Linked DNA regions of Mus musculus: regions 1, 2, 3, 5 and 6 are each linked to region 4. Evidence: chromatin loops called from intact Hi-C (ENCODE). Cell type or tissue: left cerebral cortex. All regions are shown on one strand. Region 1 overlaps Grin2b (glutamate receptor, ionotropic, NMDA2B (epsilon 2)). Region 2 has its middle 26 kb from the start of 4930425L21Rik. Region 3 has its middle 74 kb from the start of Emp1. Region 4 holds the start of Grin2b (glutamate receptor, ionotropic, NMDA2B (epsilon 2)). Region 5 has its middle 22 kb from the start of Gm26105. Region 6 has its middle 39 kb from the start of Gm26105.

Region 1 (4,000 bases), 270 kb after region 4:
ACATGCACAAACATATACTCACACAAATGAACACAGGTGCACACACATACAAATAAATATACATACATACACAAATAAAGACGCACTGCACACATATGTGCACTAGCCTCTGCTCGACCATGAGAAACCCAGAGGGAGCCTGAGGGCAACATCCAATAAATGTGTTTTAAAGACATCTACATTGATCCCAGGGGACACCACTTTGTATCTAGGTTCACTTTGCTATGATGCTCTGGGCCCCTTTCTTTTCACACAAGAAAGGATGATGTTTCTTTCTTACTCTGGCTGTATGCTCCCAAGTTCTTTATCTCATACATGGAAAAGCATACCCAATCACTCCACACCTGAGAATCTTGTGATGAAAGAGTGTTGCCTGTGCCCTGGACTACTGGCTGCTGACCCTCCCCGTCCTTGGGGTTGGAGGTGAGGTGGCACAGAGTAAATGACACAGACTCTGGGAGCAGGTAAGAAGTGCAGTGGCAAACTCGTCTGAGCACGGCTGCAAGCTCCTTTAATACCCTCCACCTATGCTCCACTGGTTCCAAGAGAGCAGTTTTTCTAAACAACAGTTCCTGATTGGCTGGCATTGTCTACTTCAAAAATCCTTGGTCTCTCAGACAGTCTTCAATTAAATCCTCCTATAAGAGATGCCTTTATGGCTACGTGGTCCCGGCATTTGGCATTTACATAGAGGTGGCCGATGCAATTCCTCCTATAGAGGAGGAGGCAAACATTCTGTTCTAGAGTCTGTTGGCACTCAGAAAGGTCAGAGGAACATTGAAAATATTGTCGTTGGACATGTGTTAAGACAAAAGCAAGACCTTGACCTCTGTCTTGATTTACAGATGTTCTCCAGGGCCACCGTTCATTTTTGACAGGTTAGATAAGTTTGGACTTGTTCAAAGCATACACACTGCCGGAGAGCAGACCAGAAGGAAACAGAGGTGGGGGAGTGCTGCTGGGGAAGAAACGGGCTGAACCAACCTGGGCCAGTTTTCTGCATTTTAGATGCCATTTGCACTTGGTTTAATTGATAACATAGGCAGTGGGTGTCTGCACCCTTTTTTCTATACTGAGGCTTGTTCAAGGTTCTGGACGATGCAAATGCTACCCAGCATGCACTTTGATTGGCCTCAGGAGGAGTGGGGCATCCGCAAAAAGATCCCTTTAATTTGCAGTCTTAGACTTCTTACTCTTCTAGCAACACAAAGTGAATCACCCAAGAGGCTGGCAAAGCACGCGGAAGGAACAAAGATCAGCATTAAAGAGGACGCTGGCTGGAGCTATCAGGAATTTAGGTGTGCCTTTAGGACCTAAAGGATCTTTTGTGATTGAGACCAAGGTAGTGAAGTTAAGGAAAGAACACATTCTTCCATCCCAAGTTCCAATTTAATTCGATGACCTTCTGGACACAGATTATTCACCCCTGAAAACTCAAAAGCATATGGGAGGATATTCCTCTGAGATGCGCCCCAATCCCTCCCCCCACGCACATACACGCACACTTGGTGTGCTCACTCACCCACAAGTTTAAAAATAGGAGCCATGGTGTTGCCATGACTCCCGGTGCTACTCAGTGCTGCCTCTTCCCTCTGATGCGATTTCCCTTCAGAGCAGATTTAGGCGAGAATCTGGCTCAGAGCGGCCTCTAGCGGCGGCACAATCCTTAGGGAAGCGTTTCCTTCCCCGGTTCTGCCCAGTCCCCAAACTAACCCGCAAGGGGCAAGTGGAATACTGGGATGTTTTGAGTGGACTCTAGGGGATCAGCTTTTAGCAGATCTGTCCTCGTAGTCATGATAATGGGCCGATGCCTACTGTATGCTACAAAGTGGGAAGGGGCAGTTGGCGGGGGATTTGCAACCCACAACTCTTAGTAGGATAATGTGGGGTGCTGGTGGTTGAGGGAGCGGTGGCATTACTGTACACTAAGCAAGGGAGATTTGCTGTGATCAGCAGCTAGCGTTCTTAGTTTTCCAGCTAGAGGAGTCTTTCAAAATGTTATCACCTGGTAATGAGTCAACAGCCTCGGGGAAGTGTTGACAAGCTGGCTTCCTTGCCTGCTGTCTTTGCCGTTTTCCCCTCCCTGTGTTTTGAATCCTCAGTTTCTTGTTGCCAATTGCATGGAAGAGTTCAGGAAAACTGATGAGAGTCTGTCCAGAACCCGGGCCTGACCTAACGCAAATTCTAACTCCGAAGGACCAGAAAGGGGTACAGGCTCAGTCAGAAACGATGTGTATCAGGGCTTGGAGGTTGATTCCAGCAGCCAGGGGCTTAGAACCACTCTGCTGTCATTTGTGTGGCCCAGATGAACAGAACAGGGTAGAATGACATTTTAAATGGATTTTAAACCTGGTGTTCATGAAAGAATCCCTTCCTTTGCTTCCCTCCTGAAGGTCAATCCAAAAACTGTAATTGTTGCTGGTGTTGGGAACCTCAAATTCTGGAAAGGGTACAAGCTGTGAACATTTATCGCATGAGAAGAAATCCTGATTCTCTCGTGCATCCCGTTCCTTCAGCTGACATTTGTGGGTCTATTTTATGCAGAGAGATGAGTTTCTATCAGCATGGTTGGCAACAGAAGCATCGGAATGGGTTGGCTTTAAGGAGTCTTTAGTTCAACCCATATACAGAGAAAAGACACTGAACTTTAAAGCTTCCAGTACCATGTGTGCCCTGGCCCCGATGAGAAATTGATGCATTGCTAAATTTTTGGAGCACACAGTGGGCTTTAAAATGAAAGTTTTTTCGTGCTGAAAAAAAAAAAAGATGTTCTTTGTATTTCTACGCTGTTATTATATTTAATGGAATTGTAGACTGAAATGCAAGAAAGAGAAAATAGTATTTAGAGTGAGGAGCAGTGGGTGAGTACCACAGTGCAGAGAGTGAGATGTCCACCTTCTACCTCTCCCTGCTGCCTCTGCCTTTTGAGCAGTTAGTTTCATTGGTTCTGATCCTACGGTGGCAGGGGCTGGTAGGCACTTCTGTAACGTGTGGCATTTAAACTTTTGTGGCTCTGACTGGGCTCGATCTTGGCACGGTTCTGTGAGCCAGCGCGGCCAAAGCACAGCTCTGTAATTGTATTAAGAAACACAATTAAGGAATATTGCATTTGCAGAACAGACGAGTGCCAACTGTCTGATTAAAGACTTGGGGGGAGATGCTATGTTTCGCCAAAGAAATAAGAAGACAAAGGAAAAAAAAGTGCTGCGTTGTTCTTGTTAGTTCCCTGTGATTTGTAGGAGAGAACCAGGGCAGAGCCACCAGGCGCACTTACCACAGGGGCATCATTAGGTGATCGTTGCCATTGGTTTTAGCCAGACTTCCACGTACCCAGGCGTCTCCCTCACAAGCAGAAGTTTTGCATCTGATCCTTACGTTTGTAAGATTTAGGCTTTGTGGAATGAGTAGAAGGGGTGGGAATCTAGGGTTCTTGTTCCCTTTCAAATCGAGATTCCAACAGAGTGGCTATATGAGTTTTCCTACATCCCCTCACCAATAACGCAACACAAGAAAAGAGCTAATCACCGCTCGTAAATAGCATTTATTAATTGCTTTACAGTGCTTGCTCTCCTTTTGGAACCAGCCAGGCATTTCTTGTGTAGCATATTCTAATATTCATCTGGCTTCTTGAGGTTTGATAGAAAAATATCTTACACAGGCAGACAGTCGAATTCTTATTTTACACACGACTTAATGGCAGGCTCTGCAAGCAGAATTATGCATTTGGCATTATAAGCGTTTCTGGATTTTATATCCACACACACCCAAGGTTTTCACTGGAAGTCACAGATGGTTGAAAGACAGATAGCAACCACACTACACTCTCAGACCAGTATAGACTCATGGATTTAGTAGCTTAGGGCCTGTGACCATTCTTTAATGCCCCTAGCTCTTTACACTTCCCTTCCCTGGCTGGTGCTCTGGTCCTCCTGCCTGATGTGATCTGAGCCTCATGCTATGCTAGCCATTTGGTGCTGGTATTATATGAATCATGCAGGAA
Region 2 (4,000 bases), 540 kb after region 4:
AAGTAGACACAAGCCCCTATACCTAACCTAGAAGCTATCTCTAACTGACAACTGCACAAAGGGGAAAAAAAAAAAAAAAAAACCAACCCACGTAAGTGGCAGGTCTCATGCCCAGCAGTACATGGCCAACCCCAAGCAAACTCTGAGACTCAATGGTATTTTTGGAGGGTTGTTGTTGTTTTTTTTTTTTGTTTTTGTCTTGTTTTGTTTTGTTTTGTTTTGTTTTGTTTTGTTTTGTTTTGTTTTGTTTTGTTTTGTTTTCGAGACAGGGTTTCTCTGTATAGCCCTGGCTATCCTGGAACTCACTCTGTAGACCAGGCTGGCCTCGAACTCAGAAATCCACATGTCTCTGCCTCTCAAGTGCTAGGATTAAAGGCGTGCACCACTACCACCCGGCCTTTGTTGTTCTTTTTGTCTCACAATGCTTTGTCTGGGCTCCTTCTCCCCCTTCTCCTTTCCCCTCTTCCTCCTCTCCCTCCTCCCTCCCCTTCCTCCTCTTCTTCCTCCTCTTCCTTCTCCTCATCTTCCCTATAAGGTCTTTTGCTCATATATTATGGGTTTCAATTTTGCGTCTTTATGGGACTTCTGTGTGTTTCTCTGCATGTTTATGTGTTTCTGGGCTTTGGGGATGTTGTTTGTTTCTCTTTTTTTCCTGTACATTTGTTTTGTCCTATTTAGGTCTGCTTTTACTTTATTATTATTATTCTTTTATTGGTTTTTCTATATTTTTAGAGTTCTGTTTGTTTTCTAATGAGAGGGGTAAGGAAAAGGGTGTGGGTTTGGATGTGTGGGGAGGTAGGAAGGATCTGTGATGAGTTCGGGGAGGGGAAATCAGAGTATATTGTATAAATTTCTTTTTCAATGAAAAAAGAAGAAGCACAGTACCTGCTCTTTTCCTGTTCATAACCAGAGCTCTGGGATTGACAGCTTTTCTCACCCACTAAGGCGTTAGCACAATGATGATAGTGGTGATGATAATAATAAACCATGCAAGGCCGATCACTCTCACATTTGTTAAGTGATTTGCCGACATTAACTCATTCAATCTCTCTTAATAGTCTTATAAAGAATATTCTATCCCTAATTCCATTCTAAGCCAAGTAGTCCTGTCATCCCAGTTCTATGTAAGCAAAGCAGGTCAGTAAGGGATAGGTGAACCCTAGTGTTCAGGGTCATCCTCTGCTAGGTAGTGAGTTCGAGGCCAGTGTGGGTGATCTGACATCCTGTCTCAAATGATCAAAGTAAGAAAACTATCCATTCTATTGATGAAGGAACTGAAGCATTAAGATTGAGTGCCCTGTATGAGTGTTGGTCACAGGCAGAGAGAGGTCTGATCCAAAGCTAACTTTTTGTGAAGCACCCTTTCATATGAACTGAGCTTAGAATAGAACACAGAACGCCCCATACCTGAAGATCATGTGGAGGTCATGTGAAGATGAGCTGGCGCTTTGCAATGATGGCCAGAAGGAGAGTGAAATGAATCGCCATGGCTCCCAAGGTGAGCAATACCAGTTGGAACTGGAAATAGGAATGATGGCTTGGTATGTACGCTGATTGAGAGAGAGGGTGAACTAGGCTGTACAAGATGACTGTTCTGTTCTTCTGTTTCGAGGTCCCGGGGAGCCTAAGGTGGGAACATCCCGTTGACCTCAATATCCTCTTGGTAATACAGGGGACCTAGAAAAGATCTTAGCTTTCTCCACACAGCTGAAAGATGATAGGTTTGGGGTCACGGTGGAGACACAGCTTCCTGGAGTCAGAGCTGCAGAGTTCTCTTTTCTCCTTCATTAGAGTTTCATTGTAAACCCTAGAGTAGGCAGTTGCTACTAACCGTAGGACCTGCTGGATGGGAGAGGGTGACGGAAGGGAAGAAAGAAATGGAGAAGCTTCTTATCCCGTTAGCTTCTCCTTCTGGCAGCCAAATAACACATCTTGTCTCAGAGAGGCTTCCATGGCATATAATTTAGGGCCTATAAATAGATGACTGTTACTAACACACACACACACACACACACACACACACACACACACACACACACACACACACACACTGCTCTCTATTCAGACATCCACAAAAACACTGCAGATCGAGAAGATAAGCTGTATGAATAGGGAGGCACCTTCTCCTCTTCCCACACGCTGGAGAGCTGAGGGCATCTGTCCTTCTTTCCCCCTCTTGCTTTCAATGACTTCTCTTCTTGGTTTTGTATCTCCCTTTGCTCTCCTTCTCTGCTCTGCCCCCATCCACACCCCGACCCAGTGTTCTACTGTGGCCTCTCTTTTAAGCTCCCTTCGAAAGCCTTTGTTAATGAGCATTCTCCTTCCCAAAGGCGGGGTTGGTTTTTATTAGCCTGCCCCAGGATTCTGAAGCAAACACAAGCAAGAGACGCTACCACAGGGACAGAAAGCGCTAAAAGATAAAGATCACAAAGAAGCTATATCAGGAAAGTCAGAACTAGTAGGCATAGTGGCTCATGAGAGGCTGAGATATGAGGATTTCTGTGAGTTTGAGGCTAGCCTGGACTACAAAGTGAACTTCAAGTCAATGAGAGCTCTGTAGTGAGTAGTGGGCAAGCCTGACCTTCACAATGGTCCTGTGTTTCAAAAAAGAAAAAAAAGTCTGGTGATAAAGTTTGTGTCACTGTTACTATAACAGAATTATGAAGAGGGTCTGACCTGCTATGATAGCATAAGTATGATAGATTAATTGACAATTAAGTGAAATTTACATTTGTATCACATAAAACTGACCTCACGGACTCTTCAGTACATCATTTCAACTGAACTTCAAATCAATGAAAAAGAGGCCAGAGGGGCATAAAGGACAGGGCTTTTCATCTTCTCTAAGATGCATAGCCATTGAGTGACAAATTCAAAATGTATTCCCCAGGGGCATCCCACGGATATCCAATCACCATCTTCCTATTTATAATAATGACTTAGAATGTTCTACTCCTATGTATTTCTCCAGTCTTCTAAATTGTTTTATTGTATCCCCAGTGCTAAGAAGGTGCCATGGATCAGAGATAGGTAGATGAACATATCCTTATTGAATGAATCAGTGAAAGGATGGGTAGATACATATATGTATATTCCATCCATTCCTCAAAGCCAAGTAGTGACCAAAATGAAATTTGACTTGAAATTCCTTGTATTATATCTTACCTTCTTTTCTGTTTATGGACAACCCACACAGCAGCATGTTAGCATCTCCAACATGCTTCCAAATCTTTAATAAACCCTCTCCTGAAATTCCAGGACATCTTAGTTCTACCATAACCCATCTCTAACACTAGCTGATTCCCTCCTTATAAATAGGCACAGCCTTATCTTTCTTCTTACCATATACTCAAGTTTCTTCCACAGCCATGATTAGTTTATTTTCCTTATCTATTGATTGGAGGAGGAGAGCCTGGTCTCGCTGCACATATACTGTTACAGGATATTTGATCACACTGTGAGCCCTGCGATTATGTAGTTGACTAGAAAAACCCTGCTTCTAGTTATGGTATGTGGCTCACCTTTAGCACACAGCTTTAATCCCTCTGGCTAGAATACAGAGACTCCCTTAACACACACCTTTAATCCTAAACAATGAGGGTAAAGTTGGTTTGTTGATGGAAGCACCCATGTTTGAAAGTGATGCTTGGGTGAGTGGCAGACAACGTGATGAATCAGAGAAAGATTTGACAGAATAGGATCTGCTCAACTTTCACGAGAAGGGAGAGGAAAGGGAAGATACTTAAGGAGCAGTGCAAAAAAAGAAGAGGGGAAGTTTTACTTGAACAGTTGTAGAGAGACAGGTTGCAAAGATAGAACAAGCTATACACAGGTGAAGACAGAATGAGCCAGAGAGTGAGAAGGAGCCAGCAGCTTAGAACAGATTGCCAGAGTTAGTTTGAAGCCAAGAAGAACAATTCAGTCAGAAGCCAAGAAAAGAAAGATTGAATCAGTCACCTTGGTGAAGAATTTGAGACAGAACAGCTGAGTTGACCAGCCA
Region 3 (4,000 bases), 740 kb after region 4:
TCTGTTGCCGACAGTTTCCTTCACTCTTTAAGCTTTTCTTAAATTCATTTTCACAAGTTGGCAACGTAGCTAGACTGAGTCTTGCCCTGAAGTCACCACTCCTTTTATTCCATTTGGTATGAAATAGTCTTTTCTTTATACTTTTTAACTCTCTGGGCACTGGATTCATCTCCATTCTACTTCCCAGTGACCTTTCTTCCTCATACTGAACATTTTGCATTTTGCATTGTTCAGCTTGATCCTTTTCATTATAGATCTGGGTAAGAGTGACCACTAACAATCACACAGCAGAGTCAATACTAGATTGTCTTGAAATCTCCTCTGCCAATGCCAAAAACACTTCAATGTAGCCTTGAGCAGATTTTTTTAGACAAAGGGAGAACGCAGTACATTCTCGGCCAAATTATCACAAGAATATTCTCTAGGCTGCCTACCAACATTCTTCTCTGAAACCTCTTGAGCCAGGGCATCATAATCTATGTTGCTCTCAATGCCACTGCTTTCAACACTCCTCCTGGCATGGCCCATTAAGCCCTGGTCTAAGCATACAACTGCTTTTCTAGTCCAAAATCCTCATCCTACCAACCAACAGCATAGTCAGGCCTGCCACAGCAATATCCTCCTCCTAGTAGCAACTTGTCTTATTTAGGGTTACTATTGCTGTGATGAAACACCATGACCAAAAGTAATTTGGGGAAGGAAGGATTTATTGTGCTCACAGTTCATGCGATAGTTCATCAGCAAGAGCAGTGAGTGCAGGAACTCACAGAGGGCAGAAACTTGGATGCAGGAACTTGGATGCAAGAATGGATGCAGAGACTATGATGGGGGAGGGGTGCTGCTTACTGGCTTGTTCATCATGGCTTACTCATCCTGCTTTCTTATAAAAACCAGGCCAGTCATCCCAGGTATGGCATCAGCCACAATGGGCTGTTCTTTCTCCCATGGGTCTCTAAGTTAAAATCTTCCCTACAGCCAGACCTTATGCATTTTCTCAACTGAGACTCCGTCTTCTCTGCTGACTTTAGCTTATGTCAAATTGACATAAAACTAGTCAGTACAGGTTCTTTGGCACAGGCAGTGAAGTGATTGTCAGACAAAAAAAAAAATGCCTTGTGTGTAAAGGTGCTTCAGAGGGAACCAGAAATTATTTGGCAGGGTTGGGCATGGTGGCACATGGTGGCACATGGTTGTAATCTAAGTACCCAGGAGGCAAAATCAAGAAAATCAATAATAGTTTGATCCTACCTGGATACATTGAAGACCCAGCCAAAGGAAGAGAAGGAGGAATAGGAAGAGGAGGACTATGAGGTTCCGGGGGGGAGGGGGAGCACAGAGAGGAACCTCCAAGGATGACTGGCTAATTCCACTGTGTCTGACGACTGGGAAGAAATATAATTCAAGAATAAGACTAGAAGCCCTGGGTCTGCCCTTAAGAAGGAAACAGAAGAACTGTAGAAGGTTCTCTGGGTCATCTAGTGCCTCTAACCCTCCTCTGCACCCTAAGGTAGCATTCTTAAACCTGGCAATCTAAAGGATTCATTACCATGCATGCCTCTCTCATGCTGTGTAAAACAGAGACAATGATATCCTGAAACAAATGTTCAAAAGGAACCAGAGGGACAAAGGGGAGAAGGTGATGAGAAAATGTGCACAGTACTTCTCTTCCCACCTCTTTGTTCCTACGCTTCTGCCTACACCGGGTTTCTCAGGTTAGGACGAGCTCTCGTGTGTTAGGATATTCATTCCTCTCAAGAACGCATACAGAAGGGAGGCTTTCCACCATGTTGATTCATATTCTCAATCCTTTCAAGAATACTAGAATGGATAACTTCTACAATTAGAAGGGAAATGTAAGTATACTAAAATATCTCACTGGACTGGATGAAATTCCAGAAGATATATACATATAGAAAAAAAATGTTGTGTGGTTCTCTCTCTCTCTCTCTCTCTCTCTCTCTCTCTCTCTCTCTCTCTCTCTCTGTGTGTGTGTGTGTGTGTGTGTGTGTGTGTATGTGTGTGTGTGTGTGTGTGTGTATACATACTTGTACCAAAAGTCAACTTCAGGTGTCTTCCTTAATAGCTCTCCACCTTGAGGCAAGGTCTCTCACTGAATCTATTCTGCTATTGTCTATTGTGCTAGACTCGCTGGTCAGAGAACCCCAGGGAGCCTCCTTTCTCAGCCTGCCTAGCCTTGGGTTTATAGGCAATCACCACTGGGCCCAGCATTTGTGTGGGTGCTGAGGGTTAAACTCAGGTCTTCATGCTTGCACGCCGAGCACATCACTGAGAAAACAACAACGACGACAACAAAATCTCCCATCTCTTCAGCCCTGAATAAAACATTTTAAAAGGAAAGCTAAAGTAGGGAGAAACATGACCTGTTGTGTGTAAGATTCTAGACAAAGCTCTGGGTTTATCTTATCCTGTCTGATCCTCACAACACCCACGAGAGATAATTTCCCTCTCCCTGTGTCTTTTTACGGAAGCAGAAAGTTGAAGCTCAGCTGAGGATGTTACCTAAGCGCACAGATGTAATCAGCAATGGGGCCAGCAGTCAGCTGTTCATCTGACTTCAAAGCCCCCAGCAGATTCACTGTTCATTTTACTGAGTAGAGCCACAGAATGGTTACTTGAGCAACAACGTGTTTGCTTTAGATTAAAAATGTATTTTTACACTCTGTCCTCATTTGCTTGCTACTCCTGTAATAAATATCGTGTCCAAGAGGAACTTGAGGAATGGGTTTATTTCAACTTACAGGTGAGGTCCATCCTCAAGAGAAGCTGGGAACTGAAGCCGAGGTCATGGAGCAACATTGTTTACTGGCTTGCTCCCCTGTGGCTCGCTCAGCCTGGTTTTCCTATATAGCCTAGGACCACCTGCCTGTGGTGGCACCGCCCATAGTGGGCTGGGCCCTCCTAAACCAATCATCAACCAAGACAATGTCCCCACAGGCCAATCTGATGGATTCCTTAATTGAGGTTAACTACTTTCCAGGTGACTCGAGTTTATGTCAAGTTGACCAAAACTAACCAACTCACCAAAACTAACCAACTCACCAAAACTAACCAACTCACTTTCTGACCCCTTAAGCTGTTTCTTTATCATTTTGTTCTATCCCCACATCATGCAAATATTCCAAGATTCTACATTTCCTTTCCTCTGCCTCTCCTCATCTGAATTCCAGTTCTATCTATTTATATACCTCTGAGCCCTGGTTATTAAAAAAGACATCACTGATTCAAGATTGTGAGAATCTGTGGACTGTGTTTTTATTCTCTCAGTACTGTCTGCTTCGTAAAATGTCTGTCGTCTGAAGACAACAACATGGTTAACTTCAAGTAGACGAAGAGGGAGAGATGTGGGGTCCGGTGAGGTTTGTTCTGCAGCTTTATTAAGATGTAATTGACATATAATGAACCACATATGTTTAAAATGTATAATGTGACAGGTGCTGACACATATAGATAGAAACCCATAAGCCATCACTGCCCTTGAGACAATAAGCTTATCTGTCATCTTCAAAAGTTTCCTCTGCTTAGGGCAAGCGAGGTTTTGAAATCTCTTAAATTGGGTCAGTTCCTAAACAACATGACTGTGGATAAAGTGGCCCCAGTAAACATTGCAGGGCAATGACATTTTTTGTGAACTAAATGGAGCTTCACAATCAGGATTTTTTTTTTTTTTTTGAAATCTGTTCACAATTCTGGAAGTAATTCTATGCGGGGGGGGGGTGGGGGGAGTATAAGCTAGCTACAGACCTATTTGCCAAAATTTGTGTGTGGGGGGGGAAGATATCTCCAGAAAATACAGAAGACCTACCTGATAGCAAACTTTACAGCCTTGGTCAGGAGAGTGTGCCTGCATTTAAAGTGGAGGAAGCTGTCCGCTGGAGGTTTTCAGTCCAGCAATGCTCAGCTTCCAGTCCCACGGGCCACATCAGTGGACATCACAGCAGGGGATCATACCACAAAACCAACAGAGCCAGAAGGGGTGAGC
Region 4 (4,000 bases):
TACACAGAACAGGTAGACTCGGAGAGTGAGATGGCCAGATGCCACCTCTCACTATCAAATCCTTGAAATGCTTACAGAAATCAATTCAGGCTTGGATGATGAAAACGACCTGGAATTAGACTCCCAAAGGAGAGCACCGTGGACTGCGCCACGGGCAGAGGAGATGTGTGTTCCTTCTTTGCTCTCTGCTAGGGAAAGTGGATAGACTGAAATGGAAATGTTAGGTTTGGGCAACAGGAGAAATGAAAACAAATAAGAGTAGTATGCAAGTTTTGGAAAAGGGCATCGGGAGGGAAGGGTGGCCCACGAGGTGAAACGTAAAAGATAGCCATATTTAGAATAGTAGGTTACCAGTCAACCCACAAGGGTGCCTAAGTGGGTGTAGATCTCATTTCAAAAGAAAAAAAGAAAACATTACTGTAAGAGCAAGGGCAGCGTGCTTCACTGTGTCCTGGCTTAGGGCATCTGCCTTTGTTCCAGTCACTAGAACATGCACATGATTGGGTCCAGTCGGCCATTGTGTGCATCCAGCAGAGAGCAGTGACCACATTCCACACTTTCCCAAAGGAGTAGATGCGCAACCTCACTTTGTCTCGGGAAAGAATGGGAATGGTCACAGAGAGGCACACGGTATTGCTTTTGAATACGCGATATTTGTGTTCTCCTCTGTGTGTCGTGAAAACATTAGATGCCAAGAATTAGCCTGACAAAGTTCAGGGAACGGGAAAAAACACTGCTGTGGAGAACCCGCCTGAGGTGTTCCTGGTGCTGACTGGACTAGAGGCCAGTGCGCATTGGCCCGTAGACCGGAGTTCCAGGCTGCTTGGAATGGGACCGATCCCTGTGTGTTCCGGTCACATTCTCCCAGGTTGGTGAGTGAGAAGCCCGTTGTTTTACTGCCATAAAAGTTCACCTCCACTGTAACAGAGACAATGGGTGAGAATAACAAGGATGTATCTACAAGGATATTAATATTGAAGAATAGATAATACTACAAGTGATCACAAGGACTCCCAAAACATAAAACAGCTCAAGAGGGAGAGAAATGGCTGCTATTTTCCGTTTTAGAGAAGCTGGGTTAGTCAGTGCTGTAAAATCATTTCATATGGGAAACATTCGTTTGTCTATCATTTTTGCTTGAGATCTTTAAATAACGCAATCCACTTAAAAAAGAACCCCAAAGTCCTCAAATCTTTCCCAGCAGCCGGAAAATATCACACACACTCACACACACACACATATACACACATACACACATATACACACACACATACACACACATACACACATATACACACACATACACACACACATACACACACACATACACACACACATATACACACATACACACACATACACACATACACACACACACACACACACACACACACACACACACACACACACTGCTGTACAATTCAGCCTTTTAATTACATTTACCTGCTTCCCTATTGTTTAACTGTCAATTTCCTGCACTGAAGACAGATCTCAAGCTCCCTGAAGACAAGAATCCTGTCATCAAGTTGCACTCTGCACCCGGAAAGCAGGTACTAAGCAGAGACTGCTGAATGGAACCAGGGGAGTGGTTTCAGTGTCAGTCTGCAGCATGGCCTTCGGGTTGAGGTGCACAGCCCTGCGCGGTGGTCCAAGGTGGCCACTGTTTCCCCTCTCCCTTAAGCCGCCCCATCTCGCTGCTATTCCTTCTTGCTGCCAGGAGGAGGCACCACGGCCTCGGGTTAAGCTTTTCCCACCCCCTGGCTACCCCACTTCCCCCAGCTCATGACGTGAGAAGCAGCCTCAGCCAAGAGTCTTAGCAGTGGGAGTGAGGGGGTGATGGAGGGGGTTTGGGAGTGGGGAGGGGTGGGGGGTGGAGAGCAAGAGGACGCGCGTGCACACACACCCTGCCTCTTGGGTTTCTCCTCCTGAACCTCCTGTGTGAGAGGTAGGGTGTGTGTGTGTGTGTGTGTGTGTGTGTGTGTGTGTGTGGTGTGCGCGCGCGAGCGCGCGCTTGAGTGGCACGTTCCTGGGTGTGAGACCCAAATCAAGACCAGGACCTTTGATGTCCCCGCCCTCCCCGCGTCGCCGGTGATTAATACCCATTTTTCTTACTCTCCCCCTCCTCCCCTGCTCTTCCTCTCCTGCTGCCGAACGCTTGACTTGCCCCCGCCCGCTTCCCCTCCCCCGGCTCCCATCACCACCAACTGGAATCTGGGCTCTCTTGCCTCTCCACTCCCCCCCCCCCTTTTTGAGAAAGGAAGGTCCTCCCCCACCCCCTTTCCAGCACCACTTCCTTGGGTTCCTTCACCTCTAGGAAATCTCGGGGCTTGGCTCTATGGAGAAGCGCTTCTCGGGTCAAGCTGCCTTTCTATCCCCGGCATCCAGCGGAGCTGGCATCCGAATACATTTCCTTCTGCTCTGCAAAGAGTCGTAGTGAACTTCCCAACCCAGGAGACTGATCCATTTATCCTGCTTTGCAGGAAAGAAAACGTCTCAAACCCTCGACACCCGCCACCCCTCTCCGGAGACTGCCACCTCGGAGGTGCAGAACCGGTACGTAAATGCCCGCTTTGGAGTCTCAATTTTGAGGGTTTGGAGAAATCAGGCAGATAAAGGCTCGAAGCCTTGGCACTGCTAACCAACCTGGTATTGGGTACAGCTTTCCAATCCAGCAGCACCGGGCACTTGCTATTTTGGATGGTTTTTTATTTTTCCTTTTAAACAAAAGGATATTTTTGGGGAGGGGGAAGGGGACAGGACTGCCTTTGGTCTTTCTGAGGTGGTTAATCCCTTCTAGGGGAGAGGCTGGGCAGCGGTGCCAGAGGCGGGAGCCACGCGCTGCGACCCTCCAGTCCAATCCTCTGGCTGCAGGTGCAGCCCGGTGCGCTGCACATCAGCGCGCCGGCGGCGTGAGTGTGCGCGGGGGTGAGTGTGAGTGCGCGCGGGGGCGCGTGCGCGTCGGGGGCGTGTGTACGCGCGTGTCAGTGTGCCCCATCCAAGAAATGCCCAGTGTGCGGCCGGTGCACAATCAGAACCCATTGAGCACGAGCCCGGGGTGGGAGGAGGCTCCGCTGCTGGAGGAGATGAGGAGAGCGAGCCAGACGTGTCAGCAGCATTGCAGATGGGGCTGGGGGCCGCACTCACTGGCGAGTTAAGTGGGGATGGTGTGCGTGCATGCGCGCGCGCGCGCGTGTGTGTGAGTGTGAACTGCTGTGTGGAGCCTCCTCTCCCTGCCTTCCTCCTTGCTTTCCACTTCCCTCTTCCCTCTCTTCCATTCAGGTTGGCTTTTCTCACCTTTCATCCATGCCTGTCCCAGGAACGGCATAGGCAGACCTTTTCGGAATTATTTATAGATTGGTGCCAGCTGTTTTCAATTCCTCTGGTGTGTACTCTGTGGGAAATGCAGGGTTTCCTCCCCCTTTCCTTATAACGACTTGGTATAGAGATATCTATATTTTTTTTTCCGGCATGCATTTTGCTAACCCTCCGGGAGACACTCGAATCAAACCCTGACCTCCTCGTTTTTTCCCCTTAGGAAGGGGACGCTTTGGGAATGACCACGCTCCACGGAGGGACAGAGCCTGCCCCCAGCTTCTCCACACAGAGACTCCTCTACTAAAGCTCCAAAAAATTAAAAAGAAAAAGAGAAAAGAAAAAAGAAAAGAGAACCCAACCCTTAATTGCCGGAGACTCCTTAAATCTATATATTCGGGCTACTAACCTCACATGCACATGGAATAATGGCTCTGGATTCTGCATTGTGAGCCGCTCTCCACACCCTGAGATTCCCTTTCACATTACATTTTTTCCTTTGAATTTACATCTCTTCAAGACACAAGATTAAAACCAAATTCACACTCCACTGGATTTTAAATGTTCTTCTGTCCCTTTATCCTCCGTCTTTCTTATGTGGATATGCAAGCGAGAAGAGGACTCTGGATATTCCCAACATGCGCTCTCCCTTAATCTGTCCGCCTAGAGCTTTGGCTTCTACAAACCA
Region 5 (4,000 bases), 130 kb before region 4:
GACACAGGTCCTCAGAATCAGAACCAGGGGCCTGGCCCCTACTCCCAAGTTCTGTCTTCTGAGTCTTTCCCCAAAGGTTATGCATGTCTTAATCACATAGAAAAGAAAAAAAAATTAAAGCCATTTTCACTCGTTGTCTCCAGTCTAAAAATAGGGTGACAGAGGGATCGTGGGATAAGCAGCCAGAGCAAGGAAGAGTCGGTTGCCACAGTAACCAATGAGCCTTTTCACTGCATTTGCCTTGACTGTGTGATTTCTGTGAGTTTTTTTTTCCTCCTTTCCTTCTCTCATGCGTAGGGTGGGGGTAGGTGGTGGGGGCACTTTTAGATTATATAATATGGATCCAGATTTCTTACTTCCGGCATCAAACTGTCTTCATGGAATTGTTATTTGTGTTACCCCCTACCCCATTACCAACAGCCCAGAGCTAGTTAGTTGACTTGGCTGAGATCAAAGGATTATGACCACACCCATCTTGACTTACATAAGTATCTCTTTTTTTGAACACATCCCCATTTTTATTTTTTTTTTTACACTTAATTTTTAAAGTTGGCGTATGAAGTGGTGACTTTCACGATGGCATTTTTTCCCCAGATGCGCTCATTATTATGCTCTGTTTTAATTCTTCCCTTCCTTTAATGTCCCCTGTAACGTCCCCCAAATCATTCTCTTTTCTGCTTTCTGGTCACCCACATTCCATTACTACATCTCTCCTGCCTCCCTTCAGATCTCTTCCTTGCCTTTCAAGACCTACTCTGTAGTTTCATGACACATACACATGCACACACATGCATGCACACATGTGCACAAATGCATGCACACACACATGCACACATACATGCATACACATCCCCAGCCCCCTCCATGCAGGTCCACATAGGACCACACATAGAGCCAGCCAAACTACTCTAACATGGGGTTGGGCTGGTTCTGAGGTGGTTACCTCAGGCTCCACTCTCTCCCAGACTTCAGCTACCCAACTCTGACATAAGCCCTTGTAGTAGCCTCAGGATTCCCTGGCATGAAGAAACAGGCTGGTGTTTGAATTTTGCAATAGCCACCACCTTGAGTGCAAACTGCTTAACACTTTTGTGCTTGTAGTAGGGCCAGAAGAAAGAGAGGGCAGAAAGCAATCAGTGTGGTTGCTGGGATATATTAGACACTTCATAAATCTTAATTTTCTCCCCACTTTTCTTTCCTGTCATTTCCTTTTGTCTGTTTGGCTGCTGCAGGCTATCTCGAGGTAGACAGTAATTTAAAAATGCCGCTTATATTGTAGGGGCCACCCTTTCGGGCCTCCGCACTTACACAGTGGGAAACACTCTCTTCTGGCTCTCTTTTGATCCCGTTTTCTATGTATAGTCTTCATTCTCTCTGATGGTTACCTGTGGCTTCACGTGGCACACACTTCCTGGTCCTGGCCACTTTTCATCTGAATCCTTCTTTATTCTCCTCTTGAAGAGCTCAGTGGGTACCAGGATGGCTCATCAGGTTGAACTCAATATGTAAAAAGGTGTTTAAGGGATCCAGATAAGTTAAAGCGAGCGTGATAAGCTCCAGTCTTCATCTCATTGCTTATTAGGGCGAGGAAGTGCGAATGGAGAAGCTCAATGGGAGTGTGTTAGTGGAGGAAGTAACTTACCTGCAATGAGGGGGATACAGCCCGAGACCACCTAAGCAAAGCAAAGCAAAGCAAAACAAAACCCAAACAAGTGGAGGCTGAGGCGAGGCTGAGTTTCAATCCCCAGAACACACATAAGAGCCTGATGCACAGAGGAAGAACTTGTAATCCAGTGCCCCTAAAAGGAGATAGGAAGCAGGGAAAGGAGACTCCAGAAGTGCATGGGCCAGCCAGTCTGCTGTACGCAGCAGAAAACCCACGAAGATACCTGCCTCAAACAAGGAGGAAGATGAAGGCTGACATTTCCCTTGTCCTCTGACATCCATACACATACAGTGCCTCCCTCCCATGTGCCTGCATTCACACACAGGTCCAGCTGAGAGGAGAGAGGTCTAGGTCCTGGTCCCGGTCCCTGTTCTGGACCCATTGGGGTCTCTCCCATACTGGTCCCTGTTCTGCACTCTTTGGGGTCTCTCTGGAGGTTAATGGTGATGGCCCCAAAGAAACACACCCAGGCCGGGAGTCTGTCAAAGCAGGAACCCAACTTTATGGCATCAGCCTCTCGATTATATAAGTTTGGAGCATAGGAAGGGGGATTTTTGGTGGGGTAAGATGATGTAGGAGGTGGGGAAGGGTGACAGAGGGTATGGAGTGACTGACAGGGCCAATGGCAAAGCTCTGCATCAGCAAAGGCAGGGCAGAGGCAGGGCCAAACAGGTCTTGCTGAGTCACCCCAATACAGAACTGACTGAGACAGGTCTCAAAACTCAAGCCAGGCTAGGGTTTGTCCTCAAGGCCCAAACCAGGGTCAAACTGGGACCAAACACACATGAATGCACACACATGTGCACACACAGAGGCACACAAATATGCTCGAACACATGCACACATGACACACAGGAGTGGAAGGCCAGGAAAACCAACCTCAGAGACTCCCTAGCTTCAGGACTTCTGTGTATTAGTTCTTTTCTGAGTGGCCTTGTCCTTGCTCACCCAGTGGCTTGCTTGAGTTTGTACTATGGACTCTGAGTGACCTCTTAAGACACGGGGACAGATAAGAGCAGAGGAGACCATTCAGTGGGTAAAAGCACAGGTCAGATGTGGTCATTTTGGAGAGAAGAATGGAGTTGGCTGAGTGATCTCTGAGATGAATAGTCACCATAATGACTTGACTCAAAGCAGGGTGAGTCAGTTTCTCAAAAACTCCCAGAATTCTCCCCACAGGTTTCATTCAAGGGCCATTTTCTAGCAGCATTAGCTGGTATTAATCTTGTGCTCTCCTAGGAGCATCTGGGCTGTACTCGTGCGTGTTCCCAGAACAAATAAATCATCAACAATGTAAACACGTTACTCAGAACATGTGCCTGGAGATCCCTTTCTATAGCATGGAGTACACATGTGTCTTCATACCGGAGACTCTAACAATGCCCCCCACCCACCTCTCCCATACCCTATCAAAGATGCGCACTGCTGTTGGGACAGACAAATCACAGAGGGTCACTGGGATAAAATACCAGGATCAAAGCCAACTTATGGAAGAAGGGTTTTACTTTGGATTCTGGTTCCAGAGGGATGAGAGCCGGCCATGCTAGGGAAGCATGCTAGTAAGGGGCAGACATAGTGTCAGGAGAGGGAAGCTAAGAGCCCACATCCCCAACTGCAAGCGGAGGCAGAGAGAGTAATCCAGAAACGGTGTGAGACAATACGCTGTCAAAGCCCACTTCCACTAACACACTTGCTCCAGCAAGGTTGCACTACCCAAACCTCCCTAAACAGTGCCACCAACTGGGTTCTGAGTATTCAGATCCCCAAGCCTGCAGGAGACATTTCCCATTCCAATCACCACAAGTAAAATCAGTTAAAAAAAAAAAAAAAGAACAAAAAAACTTCCTAGACACTCTGGCAGAAGAGAGGCACAGGTCAGCGTAAGGCAAGGGTTGATTTTTCTCTGAGGAAGGAGGCACGGTTTTAGCCTTCAGGGAGCACTGAATTCCGTGCAACAAGACAGATGAGGTCTCAGGTACAAAAGTATAGCCAGAATTGAGACAGTACTGAGGATGAAAAATGACATTGTGGCAGCAGTCTCCCTGAGGATGTAAAGGCCATTAATGGTTGCTGGAGGGGGGGAAGGGGGGGGGGAGGCAAGTCCTTTAGCTGTGCAGCCTCTGATAGCTGTCCTTTGTCCTGTTAACAACCCATCACCCATGTGCCTGTATGTAAATCGAATTAAACTCAGTGGTTCATAGATAAGCTTTGATAGTAGATGGAAGGCGGGTTGGGGAGAGGTAGGTAGGTGATCTGTACCTGTGAGAGGGGACAGGTGACAGTAATGGGGAGGGTGAATATGGCCAAAATATGTTATATGTACATGTATGAAAG
Region 6 (4,000 bases), 69 kb before region 4:
CAACACTCTTATTGCCACCATCTTAGCCACGAGCTTCATCGTCTCTCCATTGTGTTATTAAATCCTCTCTCTCTCTCTCTCTCTCCCCCCTCTTTTTTTACAAGCCACAGGGTCCAGTTCTAAAATGTCCCCAGCCAGAGTCTAGATTAGGGAAAACAGAAACCAGGAAAGTATTTTAGACAGCTATGGACCTAGTGTTATCAAATGTTTTTTATGATACCTCAGAAAGTGCGCACCTCTTTGAGAACATGTGTGAACTTGCCATAGCCTGTGGAAGACTGAAGGTCAGAAAAAGCTGAAGTTTGCCAGGAGCTCAAGATCTTGAAAGTGGCTTTCTGAGAACACAGGAAGCAGCAGCTGTGGCTCAGGTTAAGACTTTGGAAAAAAATCACTATGGTACCCTTAGCTGTTGGTCGCATCAACGTGGGTGCTTCATACACAGCTAAATGAGAACAACCTGATACTGGTCCAAGCTCACATGCTTGCTAACCTCTGCATAAGAGTACGCATGGCCACTGACTTCTTCCTGCTGTTGGAATCTGGATCCCGAATTGGTGGATGTCAGACTGTAAAGTAACAAATTCAAAATCTGGGAAACCCAGTCCCAGGTTTTAAACTAAGGCAACCCAGCAGAGAACATGGAGGATAACACAGCTCTGAGGACCGCGGTAATCTGACATTCAGGAAAAAAAAACAAAAAAAACAAAAAACAGCTGGGGATGGAGAGGTGGCTCAGTGAGAGCACTGGCTACTCTTTCAGAGGACCCAGGTTCAATTCCCAGCACCCATATCAGGTACCTTACAACCACCTATAAATGCAACTTTATGGGGATTGAGTGCCTGCTTCTGGCCTTTGTAGACATCTGAGTGAATGATCCACCATCAGAGAAATAAAAATGAAGTCTTTAAAAAAAATCCATAGTTCTGGGGAATAGACAGGTCATGTCCTTCACAAAACGGGAGCTTCCTGCCTCCCCAGTCACCAGTCCGTTCTCCTCTTTTCATCAGTGCTGGTCTATTTTTGGTGGGATGGTTGATTATAAGGTTAGTTCTTATTCTGTGTTTCAGGATGGACTTGTGATCTCCTTGCCCAAGACTCTCCAGTGCTGGGCTTTTAGATGTATGCACTGGCCTTGTTGAAGGACTCTTAACTACTTGTTGCTGTGATCAAATATGGGTAATAAGCACCAGAAGTGGGAGGGGCTTATTTTGATTTATGTTCAAGACAACATGGTCAGTACATTGTAGTGGGGAATCATGACTAAGGATTGGCAAAGGCTAGTCACATTGGTTCCGCAGTCAGGAAGAAGAGAGCTAACAAGAATTAAGCTGTTAAACTTTAAGGCTTGCCTTGATTGATCCATTTCTTCCAGCAAGGCCCCACCTCCTAAAGGCTCTACATCTTCCTAAAAGGACATCACCACGTGGGGACTTAGTGTTCAAACATGCCCATGAGGGACATTCCATGTTCAACTATAATAAGAGCAGTGACACCACATTCTATATCTTTTCATGGACTTTTATCCATGTGTGGAAGTCCACTTGATTCCATCAATGCCCTCTTGAAATACTTACAGTGGTGTGTGTGTGTGTGTGTGTGTGTGTGTGTGTGTGTGTGTGTGTGTACATATTAAGACCAGAGGACAATCTCAGGTATCTTTCTTCAGGTGCTATCCACTTTGTTTGTTTGAGACATGGTCTCTCATTGGCTTGAACTCACCCGATATGATTGGTTGGCTGGCAACTGAGTCTCAGGAACCTGTCTCTGCCTCTGGAGAACTGGGACTACCATTTCTTGCTAGCATGGCAGGATTTTTACAGGGGTTTTGGAAGTCAAACTCAGTTCTTTGGCTCTCAAGGTAAGCCCTTAACTGAATAAGCAGTCTTCCCAGCCTTCCATCTATACTTCAGATCCTCTCTGTGTGGGTCCCCCATCACCCCAGCAATCCTGACTCTTGGGAAATCATTGAACATTTCCTTCGCCTCTTTAGTGGACACACTATCCATCCATGTGTCTGCCTCCTCTCCTACACTGGGACCTCCTTAAATGTTTTCCTCTTTGCTTTTATCTCCCGCATGCCCCACCTAGTGTTTGGTTCAATCCCTATGGAACACATGGGTACATGAAAGCTTCCGTAGGGCACTGTGCCTTGAGGTCATGACATTGCTGAAATTGCTTATAAGTGATACAAGGAACCAGATGCTTAGTAATAGAGACACATTTTCTAAATTCCACCCAGTGGAAAACAGTGTCGCAGAGGCTCCAGCTGTCTCCCTATTCACAGCCCTGACTCCTTGTCAGATCTAGAAGATGACTCTGCAGCTGTCTGTTTTCCTACATCCCCAAAACCTTTTCAAACGGATTATGCATTTCGAAGTCGTGTTGGACCCTGACTGGATACTATCCAGCGTCAAAAAGCATATATTCCCCTAGAAAGCTTGCTTTGTTGGATTGTAAAGGGCTTGAAGAAGGAAATGGAAATGGGGTTGAGGACGGGAGAGGGGAAAGCTGGCCATCTTTTTGCACAGAGAATGAGGAGGAGGGAATTGGTTTCCTAGGAGATAAGGCTTCTCTTTATTTAAAGTTTTCCCACAGACAGGCTTCTGCATCGGTGTCTTCTTCTTAGTCACAAAGAGAGTACCACAGAAGAGGCAGCTCAGAATTGCTTTAAGACAGGGCCTTTCGAAGGGGAGCTTCACTCGTTGGTCTCAGGTCATTGCTTTAGTCTAAAGACGGCTACAATCCTGAATGCAATAGGGGTTTTAATTATTTGATCTCTGATGCATTAGGAGAGGAACCCCGGTATGTAAAGAGGATGTAAACTCAGCTCTTCATACTTTGCCAAGGCCCATCCCCCCTCTGTGCCACTCCCTGCCAGCTTTTCTGACCCTCTCCAAGGAAGGCAGGCACACAGTAACTCCTCTATTGCAGGACCTTATCACTGGTCACATCTCCTTCCCAAGGAATCTCCTGAGGTGACAGGAATGAGAAGTAGAACACATTTAAAAGAGATAGTGACTCAGTTTCCCTGTATGTAGGTGGCCAGGCAAAGCTAGATTCTGTTGTGTGTAACTATTTTTTTTGTCTTACTCAGTTGGAAGCCATCGGACACATGTGTAGGTAAAACTGCACCTCAGCCCCTATGCCAGCACTTTTCTCAACTCTAGTGATGATCATCCTCTCCCGAGTCCACAGACTACATTGAAACGGGGTATGGCAATCAATCAGGGTTTTCAGTGTCTGCTCAGCTCAGGACCCACTCTCTGAGAACTGGCATCCTCTGCACCCAGTTAGGTGTCCATTAGCAGCCTCCCTGCTATACAACATTGTTCTCTGAATACCTGAGATTCAACCAAAGCCTGATTCTAGCTCAAGCTGGGTTAGGTATTCCTTCACGTCGATTGAATCTAGAGCAAAGAATGCTGGTTTCTATCTAAGCCAGATCTGTGAATGAAAAAGATGTCAAAAGCCCATGTAGTAGTCCTGCTGTGGACTGGGGTTATAGAGGGAGGACCAGAGGCACAGAAACCCCAGGAGTGCTATGTCTGGGATCCTGCTCCTCCTGGTGGGTTGCCTGGCTGCTTATCAAGTCAGCACAGGTGAAAGCTGCATCCTGTTATTTACAAGCAAATGAAGTAAGTGAAGGCATGCATGAAGGACAGGAGAGTCCAAGCACTTCGAGACTCTCCTTGTGCCAGGATTTAAGCAACCAAAGGTGGGGCTTAGGAGATTTCCAGAAAAGGGGAATGTGATTAAGGAGCTGGGATTCAGAGAAGCAGCACGTGCTGTGATGGCTAAGACTCTGCAAGGGATGTGTGTGTGTGTGTGTGTGTGTGTGTGTGTGTGTGTGTGTGCATGTGTGTGTCTATGCATATGTGCTAGTGTCTGTGTGTGCATGCACATGTGTGGATGTGAACTTGTGTGTGTGTTTTTACATGTGTTCCTTTGTGTATGTGTGTGTGTGTTTGCATATGCATGAATGCAGGTATGTGTGTGTAT

The links. A loop is a pair of places that touch in the nucleus more often than their neighbours do. Peaks named below come from ENCODE experiments on the same cell type or tissue, not always from the same donor. Only the 100,000 strongest peaks of a DNase experiment are listed, where the experiment ranks them.
Region 1: it touches region 4 in a loop (7-fold over the local background); 7 of 42 quality-filtered maps call a loop at or near these places.
Region 2: a loop joins it to region 4, with 2.4 times the contacts of the local background. A loop is called at or near these places in 2 of 42 quality-filtered maps.
Region 3: it touches region 4 in a loop (5-fold over the local background); 6 of 42 quality-filtered maps call a loop at or near these places.
Region 5: a loop joins it to region 4, with 8 times the contacts of the local background. A loop is called at or near these places in 5 of 42 quality-filtered maps.
Region 6: a loop joins it to region 4, with 4 times the contacts of the local background. A loop is called at or near these places in 5 of 42 quality-filtered maps.

Annotation. Positions count from the first base shown.
Region 1 is chr6:135,905,347-135,909,346 of GRCm38, reverse strand. All of the region lies in intron 5 of Grin2b (glutamate receptor, ionotropic, NMDA2B (epsilon 2)), which reads left to right. Among named protein-coding and RNA genes, the nearest start is that of Gm14330, 55 kb to the right of the region's middle. In left cerebral cortex, a CTCF peak has its summit at 1,642; DNase peaks (open chromatin) are centred at 2,010, 2,457, 2,991, 3,705 and 4 more places; H3K27ac peaks cover 4,000 bases.
Region 2 is chr6:135,630,827-135,634,826 of GRCm38, reverse strand. No RefSeq gene overlaps it. Among named protein-coding and RNA genes, the nearest start is that of 4930425L21Rik, 26 kb to the left of the region's middle. In left cerebral cortex, no CTCF peak of the experiment used is centred here; a DNase peak (open chromatin) is centred at 1,957; H3K27ac peaks cover 471 bases.
Region 3 is chr6:135,435,024-135,439,023 of GRCm38, reverse strand. No RefSeq gene overlaps it. Among named protein-coding and RNA genes, the nearest start is that of Emp1, 74 kb to the right of the region's middle. In left cerebral cortex, no CTCF peak of the experiment used is centred here; DNase peaks (open chromatin) are centred at 845, 2,261 and 2,447; H3K27ac peaks cover 541 bases.
Region 4 is chr6:136,171,418-136,175,417 of GRCm38, reverse strand. It overlaps Grin2b (glutamate receptor, ionotropic, NMDA2B (epsilon 2)), which reads left to right and starts at 1,873. Exons shown (of 15, transcript NM_001363750.1): 1 at 1,873-1,945; 2 at 2,481-2,553; 3 at 3,536-4,000. Gm26653 (a long non-coding RNA gene) reads right to left here and starts at 2,390. Exons shown (of 3, transcript XR_378074.4): 1 at 2,309-2,390; 2 at 1,444-1,564; 3 at 1-918. In left cerebral cortex, a CTCF peak has its summit at 1,714 (motif pointing right); DNase peaks (open chromatin) are centred at 2,152, 2,445, 3,084, 3,800 and 3 more places; H3K4me3 peaks cover 2,569 bases; H3K27ac peaks cover 2,557 bases.
Region 5 is chr6:136,300,733-136,304,732 of GRCm38, reverse strand. No RefSeq gene overlaps it. Among named protein-coding and RNA genes, the nearest start is that of Gm26105, 22 kb to the right of the region's middle. In left cerebral cortex, no CTCF peak of the experiment used is centred here; DNase peaks (open chromatin) are centred at 201 and 692; H3K27ac peaks cover 1,167 bases.
Region 6 is chr6:136,240,195-136,244,194 of GRCm38, reverse strand. No RefSeq gene overlaps it. Among named protein-coding and RNA genes, the nearest start is that of Gm26105, 39 kb to the left of the region's middle. In left cerebral cortex, a CTCF peak has its summit at 2,091; DNase peaks (open chromatin) are centred at 2,341, 2,506, 3,410 and 3,524; H3K27ac peaks cover 2,335 bases.